Linked DNA regions of Homo sapiens: region 2 is linked to region 1. A link is a contact called in ENCODE Hi-C or POLR2A ChIA-PET data. All regions are on one chromosome and are shown on one strand. The core of a region is the stretch at or near the end of the contact, and the rest is flanking DNA. Distances in the headings are between cores, read along the strand shown.

What was found. Hi-C counts contacts between places; a loop is a spot of excess contacts on that map. ChIA-PET counts read pairs that join two places held with the same protein, here RNA polymerase II (POLR2A). Pooled maps may share reads with other maps.
Region 2: POLR2A ChIA-PET joins it to region 1 with 5 read pairs in OCI-LY7. The contact joins the promoter of GREB1 here to the promoter of E2F6 in region 1. A Hi-C loop is called at or near these places in 2 of 168 maps with a recorded cell type or tissue (HepG2 and K562) and 3 of 50 pooled maps. POLR2A ChIA-PET finds 5 or more read pairs at or near these places in 7 of 52 experiments (AG04449, Caco-2, HepG2 and 4 more).

The regions. Positions count from the first base shown.
Region 1 is chr2:11,462,266-11,469,155 of GRCh38, forward strand. It overlaps E2F6 (E2F transcription factor 6), which reads right to left and starts at 3,896. Exons shown (of 7, transcript NM_198256.4): 1 at 3,507-3,896. The coding sequence starts at 3,614. RefSeq lists enhancers at 3,090-3,647, 3,648-4,204, 4,632-4,711.
Region 2 is chr2:11,530,420-11,537,309 of GRCh38, forward strand. GREB1 (growth regulating estrogen receptor binding 1) reads left to right here and starts at 3,626. Exons shown (of 33, transcript NM_014668.4): 1 at 3,626-3,835.

The DNA of each region.
Region 1 (6,890 bases), core at 2,646-5,145:
ACCCCCAGTGGATGCCTAAAACCGCAAACAGTACCAATCTCTATATATACTATTTTTTCGTATACATACATACATGTGATAACATTTAATTTATAGATCGGGCATAGTAAGAGATTAACAGCTAATAATAAAATACAACAATTATAGCAATAAACTACAATGAAAGTTATGTGAATGTGGTCTCTCTCTCAAAATATCTTATACTGTAGATCTTAGCGACCTCAGAATAAGATTTTTTTTCTTTCCTTACTAAGTCAAGAACTTAGATCTTTTCACTTAAAGGAAGCACTTCATCAATTCTCTTCAGCATACTGGAAGCACTACTGGAAGCATACTGGAAGCACTACTTTTGTGCTTTGGGGCCATTACTGAGAAAATAAGGGCTACTTAACACAAGCACCGTGACAGTTGGTCTGAGAATCAAGAAACAGCTACTAAGCGACTAAGGGCAGGGCGCAGTGACAGCATGGGAACTCTGGACAAAGGAAGATTCAGGTGCTGGGTGGTACTGGACAGCTCAAGATTTCATGACACTACTGAGAATGGCAAGCAGTTTAAAACTAATGAATTATTTCTGGAATTTTCATTTTAATAGTTTGGGGGACCACAGGTTAACTGAAATAAAGAAAAGTGAAACCTCAGATGAGAGGGGACTAATAGGAGTTTGAAACCTAAGTAGGAAGGTCTAGTAGACAGCTGGAAAACCCTGAAGGAGATTTATAGATTTGGGAATTATGACATGGTAACTGAAAATACCAGAACTGTATGTCTAAGATTTCAAGGGATGTATCTGCTGATACTACATGCAAACTAAGTGGTTTTTCCACAGTGAGCTTAGAGTTTTTATCACGTTCTCAAATATTAAGACCACCAATACAGATGGTACCAATATACAGCTGACCCTCAAACAACACAGGTTTGAATTGTGTGGGTCCACTTAGAGACCAATTTTCTTTACCCGCTGCCACCCCTTAGAGAGCAAAACCAGCTCCTCCTCTTACTCTTGTTCATCAGCCCACTTAGTGTGAAGACAAGGATGAAGACCTTTACGATGACCTAATTCCCCCGAAGGAGTAGGATTTTCTCTTATTTATGATTTTCTTAATAACATTTTCTTTTCTTTAGCTACTTTACTATAAGAAAACAGTAACTAATACATATAAATACAAAATATGTGTCAATTAACTGTTTACGGTATCAGTAAGGCTTCCAGCAAACAGTAAAGTTTTGGGGGAATCAAAGTTATATTCAGATTTTGAATTTCATGGGATTTGGTGCCCCAATCCCTGAGTCGTTCAATGATCAAATGTAGATGGTAACAGAAGTCATGGGAGGAGTGAATGAACTCCCCTAAGAAGAATGTGTAGAGACGGTAGAAGAGAACCCTGAATAATACCAACATGTGGCCAGCTGCAGAGGCTCACGCCTGTAATCCCAGCACTTTGGGGAGCTGAGGTGAGAGGACTGCTTGAGCCCAGGAGTTCAAGACCAGCCTGGGCCCCATAGGAAGACTCCCATCTCTAAAAATAAAAATAATTAGCCAGGTGTGGTGGCATGTGCCTGTGGTCTCAGCTACTTGGGAGTTGGAGGCAGAAGGATCACTTGAGCCTGGGAGGTAAGGCTGCAGTGAGCCATGATGTGCCACTGCACTCCAGCCAGGGTGACAGAGTGAGATCCTGCACCGGGGGGGGGGACAAAAACAAAAACAGAAAAACAAATCAACATGAAGGAATGGGAAGAGGATGAGGACAAGGAGAAGCCAGAGAAGCAGATGGAGCATCAAACGTCAAGGAAGCTCAAGGGAGGGTTTCTAACACGAGTGTTGTAGTCAAAACTACAACAGCTGCTGGAATTGACGAGCTTGTCGGTGACCTTGGTTAGAATGGTCTTACAAGTGTGCTTAGGATAGGGGTCCCCAGCAGTGGGTTGGCTGGTAATAAGAGGCCATCAAGTGGAAACAGTGAGTGTAAATAACCTTTTCAAGAAGTTTAGCTGTGAAAGCACTTTGGGAGGCTGAGGCGGGTGGATCACGAGGTCAGGAGATTGAGACCATCCTGGCTTACACGGTGAAACCCCATCTCTACTAAAAATACAAAAAAAAATTAGCCGTGCGTGGTGGCGGGTGCCTGTAGTCCCAGCTACTCAGGAGGCTGAGGCAGGAAAATGGCGTGAACTCGGGAGGCGGAGCTTGCAGTGAACCGAGATCAGGCCACTGCACTCCAGCCTGGGTGACAGAGCAAGACTTCGTCACCAAAAAAAAAAAAAAAAAAAAAAAGTTTAGCTGTGAAGAGGAAGAGAGACAGTAGATGGGAGGGGATATGGAATCAAGGGAGAGATCTTTTAAGATGGGGATGGATTTAGAATGCGGTTTTAGTAGTCAAGAATTTATCATCTGGAGTTAGACATTTGGAGCTTCAACCCAAGTTTCTACACTTATTATCCAGCCACAGGCAAGCCGGCGTTACATGCATCTCCAAGTCTGTTTTGGCAACCGTGAAACAAGAATAATAATCTTTTAGTATTATAAAACACTGCTGTGAGAAATGAGAAATTAAATGAGGCAATAATCACAAACTATTTGGTAGGGGAACCAGGCATAATGACTTGGGAAAATGTTTAATTACTACTAGTTATAGAAAGAAAGCAGCAGAGAAATTGAAAATACGGGGAGAGGTCGGGCTCGGTGGATCACCTGAGGTCGTCAGGAGTTCGAGACCAGCCTGGCCAACACGGCGAAATCCCGTCTCTACTAAAAATACAAAATTAGCTGGGTGTGGTGGCGCATGCCTGTGATCCCAGCTACATGGGAGGCTGAAGCAGGAGAATCTCTTGAACCTGGGAGGTGGGGGTTGCAGTGAGCTGAGATTGCGCCATTGCACTCCAGCCTGGGGAACAAAAGTAAAACTCAATCTCAAAAAAAAAAAAAAAAAAGAAAAAAAAGAAAGAAAAGAAAAAGAAAATGCATTTGTTGAGGGCCCTGATAACCGCGGGGAATACAGCATCTGGTCCTGAACAAGAGAAGAAATCAGCCTTTGCAGGAAAGGGAGCCAAATTTCCTAACCATTTTCTCTGTCAAACAGGTGGGGAGATAATTTGATGAATGGGAGCTGTGGCGTGGGAAATATAAAGCGTGGACAAGGTTTTAAACGGCTGCAGTAGAGCAGAAGGATGGGAGAGGAGGCAGAAAAACAAATGATAGGTTGCAGAGATACAGCTAGAGTCCATAGAAGGAGATAAACATGGACTCTCTAATGCAAAGTTGAGCAATTTTCTCCAACAGTGCTCTGAAGTTCCGATGTAAAAGCCTAGAAGACTGATACCACGTCTGTGAGCAGATGCTGAAAGCAGAAGGCGGGAGAGCGCAGTTCGCAGCACGTGATGGGCAGCGCCTGGCCCAGGGGGAGCAGACGACCCAGACGACGGCCAGCGGGGTTGGCGGCGGCGCGGGGAGGAGGGGGCCGGATTTGGGAGACCACCGCCCGTCCCCGTCCCGTCCCGGAGCTTACCAGCAGGCCCTCCACGTTGATGGGGTCTCGGCACCGACGGCGAACCGTCTCCTCCGTCGGGTCCAGGAGGAGACTGGGTAACTTCCTCGCCGGCCGCTGCTGACTCATGCTGCCCGGCCGGGCGTCCTGCTCCCCTCGCACCCCACGAGCTCTCCCGCCCTCTCGCGCTCAGCTCGAGCACCGCCCCCCACGCGCCGATTTCCAAGGGCCCAGCACCTAAGGGGTCCGCGGCTTCCTCCGAGGCGCCGCCCGGCTAGGCCGTCCCGCCCGCCAGTAAACGCGGCACGGCCTCACGTGCCCGGGAGCTCCCGACGCAGACGGAAAAAGAGGAGGGAGACCCGCGGATCTCAAGTCGCCCGGCCCGCCATCTTCCCGCATGCGCAGTACACCGCCCCCCTCTGCGCATGCCCGCCGCTGCCGGAGCGCTCCCACGCACCGATCCTCTCCCGGCGGCTGCCGCCCGGGAAACCCGGACCGCGGAATCCACGGAGAGGCTGGCAAAGGAAAAGGAAGAGGTGGAGCCGAATTCCAGAGGAAGGGAACAGGGGTGAGAGAAAAGAGGCAACCGGGAAAACCCAGCGGTCGCCTGGAATTCTCGACGGTGATAACTGAAAGTTCTGAGGTGATAACTGAAAGTTCTGAGCCGCAGAGATGTTCATTTATTCCTTTTTTTTATTTTAATTTTTTTTTTGGTCGCCCAGGCTGGAGTGCAGTGGCGTGGTCAGGGCTCACTGCAGCCTTGAATTCCCGGGCTCAAGCGATCCTCCACCTCAGCCTCCCAAGTAGCTGGGACTACATGCGCGCGCCACTGTGCCTGGCTAATTTTTAATTTTAATTTTAGTAGAGACAGGGTCTCAGTATATTGCCCCGGCTGGTCCTGAACTCTGGGGCTCAAGCCGTCCTCCCACCTTGGCCTCTCAAGTGCTGGGATTATAGGCGTGAGCTACCACACCCAGCCTTCATTTATTCGTGAGCTCTGTTAGCGCATCTTACAGGCAGGTCAGTGTTGATGCTTAGTAAATGTGAGCAACCACACCATTGTGGAATCGTTTTACCTCTGCCTGCCCGCCTGCCTGCCTGCCTGCCTTCCTTCCTTCCTTCCTTCCTTCCTTCCTTCCTCCTTCCTGTTTGACGAATGAGTTATCGTTGACCTATAGTGTCAGATATTGGGGTGGGCACAGGCGATACTTATTCGTTTGAATATGCCACGGGTTCAACCTCCAATTTCAGTGGGGACAGATAAGTAAACAGAGCATGTTAATTTAGCTGGAGCCAGAAGGTGTGTTTTCAAGTCCTGGCTGCCTCTACGTATAAACTAGAAGACCTTATTAAGCCAGTTACTTAATCTGTCTGTGCCTCAGTTTCCTTATTTGGAAAATGCAAATAATGACAATACTTACCTGATAAGGTTGTTGTGAGGATTAAATGGATTAATGGATACAGGTTGCTGTGATTAGAACAGAGGCCAGCACATGTTTGAAATAAAAAGGCAACACACCGTGGTATGTACAGAGTTGGAGGGAAACAACTGGTTAGACTGGGGGTTTCTACACAGCCTGAGGTGGGCGAGGTGAGGCAGGGAAAAATCCCCGAAGAAGCTGGTTCCCCACTAGACTGTGAGGTCAGAGGCCTTCTCTAATCTTTTTTTTTTTTTTTCTGTCACCCAGGCTGGAGGGCAGTGTCACGGTCATAATTCACTGTAGCGTCAAACTCCTGGCCTCAAGTGATCTCCCAGCTAAGACTCCCAAGTAGCTGAGAGTACAGGTGCATGCCACCATGCCTGGCTAATTTTTTTTTATGTTTTATTTTATTTTATTTTTTGAACTCCTTACCTTAAGCAATCCTCCTGCCTCAGCCTCCCAAGGTGCTGGAGTTATAGGCGTGAGACACCCATGCCTGGCTTCTAATCTTTGTATCTCTATCATCTAGCAAAGTGTCTGGCAAATAAAACATGCTCTATTAATGTTTGCTAAATAAACGATGAGAAAAAAAGAGAACGTAGCGGAGGTCTCGAGAAGACTGCATATTGTTGCAGAATGGAGAATTTCCCAGAGCCGTTAGAAATGGCCATTTGAAGGCATTTATTCAGCATCTGCTATGTGTTTGGCATTCCACATGCATTTGCTTATGTAAATCTCATATCAAAACTGAAAGATAGGTATTTTTCTGCCCAATTTGCAGATCAGCAAAATTAAGATCAGCAGGATTACAAAAATTTACTCAAGGTCCTAGTAGGCAGTGGTAGAGGCAGGCTTTGACTCCACAACTGATTAATTAATTTGGCATTCAGATCTTTAGGAAGATTCTTCAAGGACGACTAGATTCTCTACAACCAGAGTTGGGGTTGGGCAAGTAAAGGTGGGGTGTGGATCAGGACGGAGTAGCAAGTGGTCCAGGCTAAAGAAAGAGCATGAGCACAGAGCTGGGGAGAGTCGGGGAAATGGCACAATCCTCACACTTATTGTGCCTGTGACCTGGCTTTTCCCCAAGACATAATCTTTTGCACATTTTTTTTTTTGAAGCATCTCTCATGGGCCAAGCAGTAGGGTAGGTGTTGAGGGAAGAACTGAATCTGATGGGGCCTTACCTTGTGTTCCAGGGGCTACTAGCCTGGGGGAGATACATAAGCAGAAAGCATAAGTACTAAATTAGAGTGTGTCTAACACACAATAGCAGCACAGCAGAGGAAGAAAAAATAATAACTGAATTAGTTGTAAACTACAGGTGCTTTTCCACATCTGCCTGTGAGGCAGCTATTTCAAGAATACTTTATAGAAGGCCGGGCATGGTGGCTCACACCTATAATCTCAGCACTTTGGGAGGCTGAGGCAGGAGGCTCACTTGATTGAGGTCAGGAGTTTGAGACCAGCCTGACCATCATGGCGCAACCCTGTCTCTTCTATAAATACAAAAATTAGCCGGGCGTGGTGGCAGGCGACTGTAATCCCAGCTACTAAGGAGGCTGAGGCAAGAGAATCGCTTGAACTTGGGAGGTAGAGGTTGCAGTGAGCTAAGATCATGCCACTGCACTCCAGCCTGGGTGACACAGCAAGACCCTGTCTCAAAAAAAAAAAAAAAAAAAAAATATATATATATATATATATATATGAGGGTACAGAGGCTCAGAGAAGTTTGTTCCAGGTTGGGTACTCAAATACCAGGACTTTGGCCACTACATCCTTGGCTTTGTCCACCATGGCCTTACATTGATATACAGTCACAGTTCTGAGCACAGAAATTCTGGTATTTCCCAGTTCCAGCCCTGTTTTTGTGTATGCTTCCTGGGGCAAAATGGTGCTAGGGCAGAATGGGGCATGGGCTTTGGGACTTTCAAGTTAGGGCTGAAGACTATACTTCCCAGGGATCATTTTTAAAGTTAGGGCT
Region 2 (6,890 bases), core at 2,376-4,875, 68 kb after region 1:
GTAAAATCTATGTTAAAATTTAGGTTAAAAGTTAAGTTACCAGGAGGCTGAGGCAGGGGAATCGCTTGAACCGGGAGGCGGAGGTTGCAGTGAGCTGAGATTGCACCACTGCTCTCCAGCCTGAGGACAGAGCGAGACTCGGTCTCAAAAAAAAAAAAAAAAAAAAATTAAGTTACAATTAAATCCATCATGTTGTTAAAATCATGAAGAGCAAGGGAAAAATAAACATAAAATTCAGGATGTGAGTTAATGGGGGGCAGGGATGGAGGACAAGAAGGGGACTTCAAAGACGATGATGAAGTGCACCTTCACCAGAACCTGCATGTGGTGCATGGTGTTCATCATATCATGAGTCTGTGCAACATACATACCAATATTCTTTTGTATCTACTTAAGTTTAATACACACAATTTTTAAAAAGGGGTTAGAGTGAGGGTTGGCCAATGTGGGAAGGCTGTGTGGGGGAAATAGGATCTGAGGCTGGCCAGGAAGGGTGGGGAAGTTTGGTGTTTGCGGAGCAGACACCGGCTCTCTCTGGCCAGAGAAGCCCTTTGTACAAGGCTGCCCATCCCAGTCCATAACTCCATTAACCCCCCCAAAACTAGCCTAGTGCCAGGGAGAAAGAGTTCCCTAGGTAGGTGGGCCTGTTTGGAGGGTGTGGGCAGGTGCCCTGGCTGCTTCCTGAGTGGCCTCAGGCCCTGTACTGGAGGTCAGCTCAGTCAGTGTCACCCAGGCCTGGGGATATTTGCTTCTATTTAGCTCCCAGTAGGTTCCCAGTTTACTGTGGGAGTGTAGTTGCTTGACGCATACAAGCAGATGTTGAGCTAGAGCCTAGGCTGCCAAGGAGCTGGTTTAGTTCAGACCACTAATTGTATAGAGGTTAAGTGACTTGCCTGCTGGAGATAGGCAGAGCCAGGTTGGTGCGACTCCAGCATTTGGTTCCTTTCATCTGTTCCACGTTGTGCAGCCTACAGAGAGATTCAAGCTTGACGGAATTTCATGATTATAATTTACCCCAAAAAAGCTGTTTATAAAAAATGCATGTGATCATTTGTAAAAAATTTAGAAAATACAGATGATTAGAAACAAGAAAAAAAAATTGCGTATAATTCTTGCTTTTATTTTATTTTTAAACATTTAATTAATTAATTAATTATTATTATTATTTTGAGATAGAGTCTTGCTCTGTCATCCAGGCTGGAGTACAGTGGCACCATCTTGGCTCACTGCAACCTTGGCATCTCGGGTTCAAGCGATTCTCCTGCATCAGCCTCCCAAGTAGCTGGGATTATAGGCACCTGCCACCATGACCAGCTAATTTTTGTATTTTTAGTAGGGACAGGGTTTCGCCCTGTTGGCCGGGCTGGTCTTGATCTCCTGACCTGAAGTGATCCACCCGTCTCGGCCTCCCAAAGTGCTGGGATTACCGCATGAACCACCGCACCTCGCCTAATTCTTGTTTTAAAATACCCACTGTTAACATTTTAGTGTATTTCCTCCCAGTCTTTTTTCTATGCATTTAAGAAAATTACAATTAGATTAGGTGTTAAAGATGTGAATGATACCGCTTTCTCTCTTTATATATACTTTTCTCTGCTTTCTACTATTGTTTCGTACTTTCTGTCATTTGAATATGCCATATTAAATATGTTGAAATTATCTTTGCTAAGGAGTCAACATTAGCAAGAATAAAGTGGGAAATGTTCATTTATTCCTGAAGAGTTTAGCAAAGATCATATATTCGAGTCATTAATTCTTGCTTCTTAACTGCTTGAAAATCAACCCGCGTATAGGAGCCCTTCATCAGTCAACACTCTCATGGCACTTATTTCTGGTAGGGGCCGGGAAACAGATGGGAAAGACAACTTCCTAGGAGCTCTGGTCTTGGAGCGAGGGAGGTTCATGAAAATTATACCTATGTTCAATTGTGGCCAATAAAATAAAGAAAATCAAGTGTGAATGGTTTCCTTGATCAGGGCTTGCTTCTGAAGGGCAGAGCTGATAACGTCCTCACTTTGAGCAAAAGCCACAAAGTAGTTATCTTTCCTTACGCCTTTAGTTTTTGTTTAAAGGTTCATTACGAACTTTAGCAGTGAAAAAAAGTGTGGCAACTGGGTCATTCTGACCTAGAAGCAACCAAAATACTTCTGATTGCCGCAGCAGACAATGATGAATCATACCTAAACAAGTTTGCTGCCTTTTCATTTCTGTGGGTCGTAATCAGACTCATTGTTTTGTAGCCAGTGAGACATTTGCAGCAGCATGTTTGGGTCTGTGGGAGGAGGGAGGCTTGCAGATCTTCCCAGCGATGTGTGTGCTTGTCCCCACTAGCGCAGTGGAAACAGTGTTCTTGTTATCCAGGTTTAAGCCCTGTTAGGGATATGGCTTGTCCATTGTCATCGTGATGATACTGCTTAAAGATATCCTTTGTTGAGCACCTGCCATATGGCAGACGGTGTAAAAGGTGCTTTACGGTCCTGGTGTCATGGAAAGCCTTCCAACAACCTTATGATAGAGGTATTATTATCTTCATTTTGCCAAGAAAACTGAGGCTCTGGGAAGTTAAGTCAGTCACATAGCCAGTAGATACCAGGCACCCATAAATGTTTGTTGAGTGAATGAATAAATGAAGGAATGAATGGCAACTCCAAACTAATGGGAGAGAAATGCAAGAAGAGAGAGACTGATCAACATGAGACAAAAAACTTGGTGCTACAAGTTAAGAGGTTTTGCACATCCCAATTATTCATTTTTGCAATTTTTAAGCTCCACTTTCAAATAGAGACGGGGATTGGGATGGGATTTCAATGCAGGCGAATAACACAAGACAGATGGAGGAATATGTTTATGATCAGCAAAGAGATCACTCATCTTGAAAAAAACAGATAAATGGGAAAACACTGAAGTGCCAGCCACAGTACTAAATACTCTACTACATTATCTCATTTAATCCTCACAAAGTCAGCTTTGAAGTCAGCACTGTTATCTCTGTTTATGGCTGAGGAAACTGGAGCTCAGGGAGTGAGGGAGGCTGTCCAAGGTCACACAGCTCCGGTGGGTGAGGGGGCAGGGACTGGACCCAGGCACACCCAGCTCCACAGCGTCCCTGAGACTCTGTAAACAGAAGCCGGGAACAACAATTTCATTATTTATGCTTGAATTTAATTTTGTGTTTGATGGAGGAAAAAATGGATGATACACAGATTGCTACCAACAAAACCCAACAATTGGTTCTTTGAGATTCTAGCTTAGTGCAGGGAGAAAGGCAAGCCGGTGATGAACGTTTTGGGGTAGCCAGAAACAATGAACTAGGGGTGACTGGTGTGAAATTCAGTTGTGTGGACCATATTTTCTAAACTAGAATCTGCACACCATGCTCTCCCGCCATGTTCTCCCCTAGGAGAAAATTGTAGCTTGCAGGCAGAAATGTAAACACATAATCAATTCTACTATAACTTGATATATGTGTTCCTAAAAATTATTGCACCATGCAAGATTGGGCAATAAAAACCGCAGGGTTTATGACGAATACAGGCTTAGGGCAACAGCTCTCAAAAACTTCATCAATGACACATTTTTTAAAAAGATAAAAACCTAATAAAAAGGGCAGCACCGTTTTACACATGCTAAATGGTTAAGAGATACATAAATACTGCAGTAGAGATGGGATTTTACCTCAAAGTGCAAAGGTAAATGAAATAAAGTTTTTTCAATGGAAGGCTTGCAGCTCTTGAGGACCTGCCAAATGGAAGAAGGACAGAGACCTGGAGCCCTATGGAAAGTTCTGACACCATGTGTGGAAGGACATGGCTTTTAACACGTGTGGTGACTGGAGGTAGGTGGTAGGTGCTTGAGGCTGGTGTGTGTGCGCCTTTTGTATATTCTCAAGCAGCTGGGGTCAGTTGGGCACCATTTTTCTGAACTTACTTTTGTGTTTCTTGCAGAGGAAATCACCAGGCACACACAAAACCCACAAGGTATTCAAATTGTTCTGTAATATGTCAATCTGTCCGTACAAATTTGCAGTTTCAAAACAAGCGTTATAGCTGAACTGACTGTATGTGGGAACATCACTGCAACTCTTGCTGACCCTGTGTGCTGAAGTGGGGAGCGTGCGGCTTTCATACCCCCAGCCTTTCTGCACAGCTCTTCAGTTTACCTGGGGGCCCCTCAGCAGTAAAGCCAGATCAACAGGCTCACCCGTGAGAGCTCCTCTTGTGTGATTGTTGAGTGGCTCAGTGATTGGGTTGGTTGGGAAACAGAGTGTGGCCCTCAGTCTTCCTGAGGATGGTAATTAGAGGGGGATGTGTGCTTCTTCTTCACATATACCTGGTTGTTCTCTGATTGCTTTGGTGTCTTTTCTTCTGTTTCTTCTCCTGGATGTTGTTTTCATGTTTCCTTCCTTAAGTGCTACATGACCCTTGGATTTTCATGTGTGTTTAAGAGTGAGGCAGAGAAGGTTGACTGGGAGTGTTGTGTCCACAGGGGGCGCTGGTGTCTGGCAGGTGTCACTTTTGGGGTGCTCAGGACAGAATCAGCTGGCATTCTGGAGGCCTCTGAATGCCAGACTGTGCGTTAGCGGCTCTAGTTCTTGTTGGTTGATTCAATTTGTATCAGAAGAGCTTTCGGTATTTTTTGCCTGGGGTGAACGCCTGGCTCCTGGGAGATCTGCATGTGGCCCTGGGGTGGGAGGTAGAGGAGCTACCTGCTCTGTAGACAGGATTTCACAGAAGACCCCTGGTCCCAGCGCTGCTGTGCACTCCTCCCAACACTTGTCTGGCGTATCTGAGTCTCTGCATTTCCTCAGGGCCAGTTGGTCCCCCCAGGTATGCACCCTTCTCCTGTGTCAGCTCCACATTCCCTCTCTAGTCTGGCTTCTGGAAGTTTATGAAACCTGAACCTCTAGTTAGCTAATGGCATCCCTTCCATCTTTTCATCACTGTGGCTTAAAATACCTCACCCCACTTATTTATTTATTTATTTATTTATTTTTAATTCAGTATCTTTTGAAGGTCATCTCAGGAAGGGCCAGGTACCATGTTGAATTAGAAGTTAATTCTCATACCATAATCTAAATGTCTGTTTCCATTAAACAGCATTTTTACAAGGAAAGGACTTTACTCTTCGAGTTTCCAGTGCCTGGCACACAGGATGACACTTAAAAAATAATAATAAATAAATAATAGAGAAATAAGGTGTGTGTTGATTGAAATACATTGATTGAGTTCTTTGGTTACTTCTAGGTCTGAGAGTCTAGGATTCGGTGATTCAAGGGGAGAGGCTGAGGAAAGTCTTTAACTAGATGGGAAGGCTTGGGTCCTTGGGTTTTCACGAGTATAGAAAAAGGTTGCATTAGCCCCACTTACATGATTTGTTTTATCTTCCCCACTTCCTGACCGTGCCCACTAAATCTCTGAAATCTCTGGGCTGTCTACATTTTGCCTGGATATGGATGTCGGAATTGTTCATCTTCTTTCTTCTTGCTGCCCTGAACTCTTTTTTTTTTCCCTGTAAAATGCAAACACTACCTTGTAAATAAACTCTTATCAGATACCTTCTATTTCCTAGGCACTGTGATTGGCCAAGGGCGTACATCTGCATGTTCTCTGCTCTCCTGGGGATCCCAGGCAGCAGGGGAGAGAGGGAAGCACACAGATTAACCATGGTCCTGGGAGACCACCGCAAGCCTGGAGCATACACAGGAGTGGTGGGGACACAAAGAGAATGCCCAGCTCAGTTTCGGGAGGTCAGAACCACCACACAATTGAAGAGATGCTTGAACTGGGTCTTGAGGGATGAGGCAGCGGGAACACAGCATGTGCAGAGTCGGAGGTGTGACAGGATACGGAGGCACTGCTTGTGCCCCAGGCAGTCAGCAACCAGGCAGTGCCAGCAGCACCAACCCCGCATGATTTGTCCCAGTAAAGCTTTGTCTTCTCTAGTGATCTGGAAACCTCTCAGGGAAACATTTTGTAAAAGCCAAGCCATATTTATTTATTAATGGTGGTTATATAGTTTCTAGAGCATTTTGTTGGATAGGTAGAGACTTTTCTGCTTTTTGAAAGTTATCACTCCTAGCCATTGTGGCCAAAAAGAGAAAAATGCCAAAAAGTGCCAAACTGTGGCTATGATTGTCATGTTTAATGTGGAGAGGATTTGGCCAGGGGTAGAAGAGCATTATGTATAGAATAGAACAAAGAGATTTATGGCAAGAAGAGATACTGGCATTAAGCAAAGAATTGCAGATTTAAACTGAGAAGAGAGCCGCACAGCAGATGGAGTTAACACTGGAGGTGAGCTCTCTCCTCTTTAGGTACCTCATTGCTATTTTCACATCAAAAGCCTATTTTTGACAGTAATTAGAAAGCATAGTGGGTTCAAAGTCATTGCAATTCACACCTAATGAAGGCAAACTTTGCTAATTTTCTCCTCATAATAGTAAGTTACATCAATTTTAAAAGTTAGCAATTTACAGCACAGTTGAAAGAAGCATGTTTTAAAAAACCTTGAATTCTTAGAGGCAAGTACCATAGATATTTTCTTTTTTTTTATTTTTCTTTGAGATGGAGTTTCACTCTTGTCGCCCAGGCTGGAGTGCAGTGTTGGAATTGTGGCTCATTGCAACCTCCTCCTCCTGGGTTCAAGAGATTCTCCTGCCTCATCCTCCCAAGTAACTGAGATTACAGGCACCCGCCACCGCGCCTGGCTGATTTTTGCATTTTTTAGTAGACATGGGGTTTCACCATGTTGGCTAGGCTGGGATTGAACTCCTGACCACAGGTGATTTGCCTGCCTTGGCTTCCCAAAGTCCTGGGATAACAGTCGTGAGCCACCGCGCCGGCCGACATTTTCTTTCAGTCCCTTTTACACATTTAATTTATTTATTCACA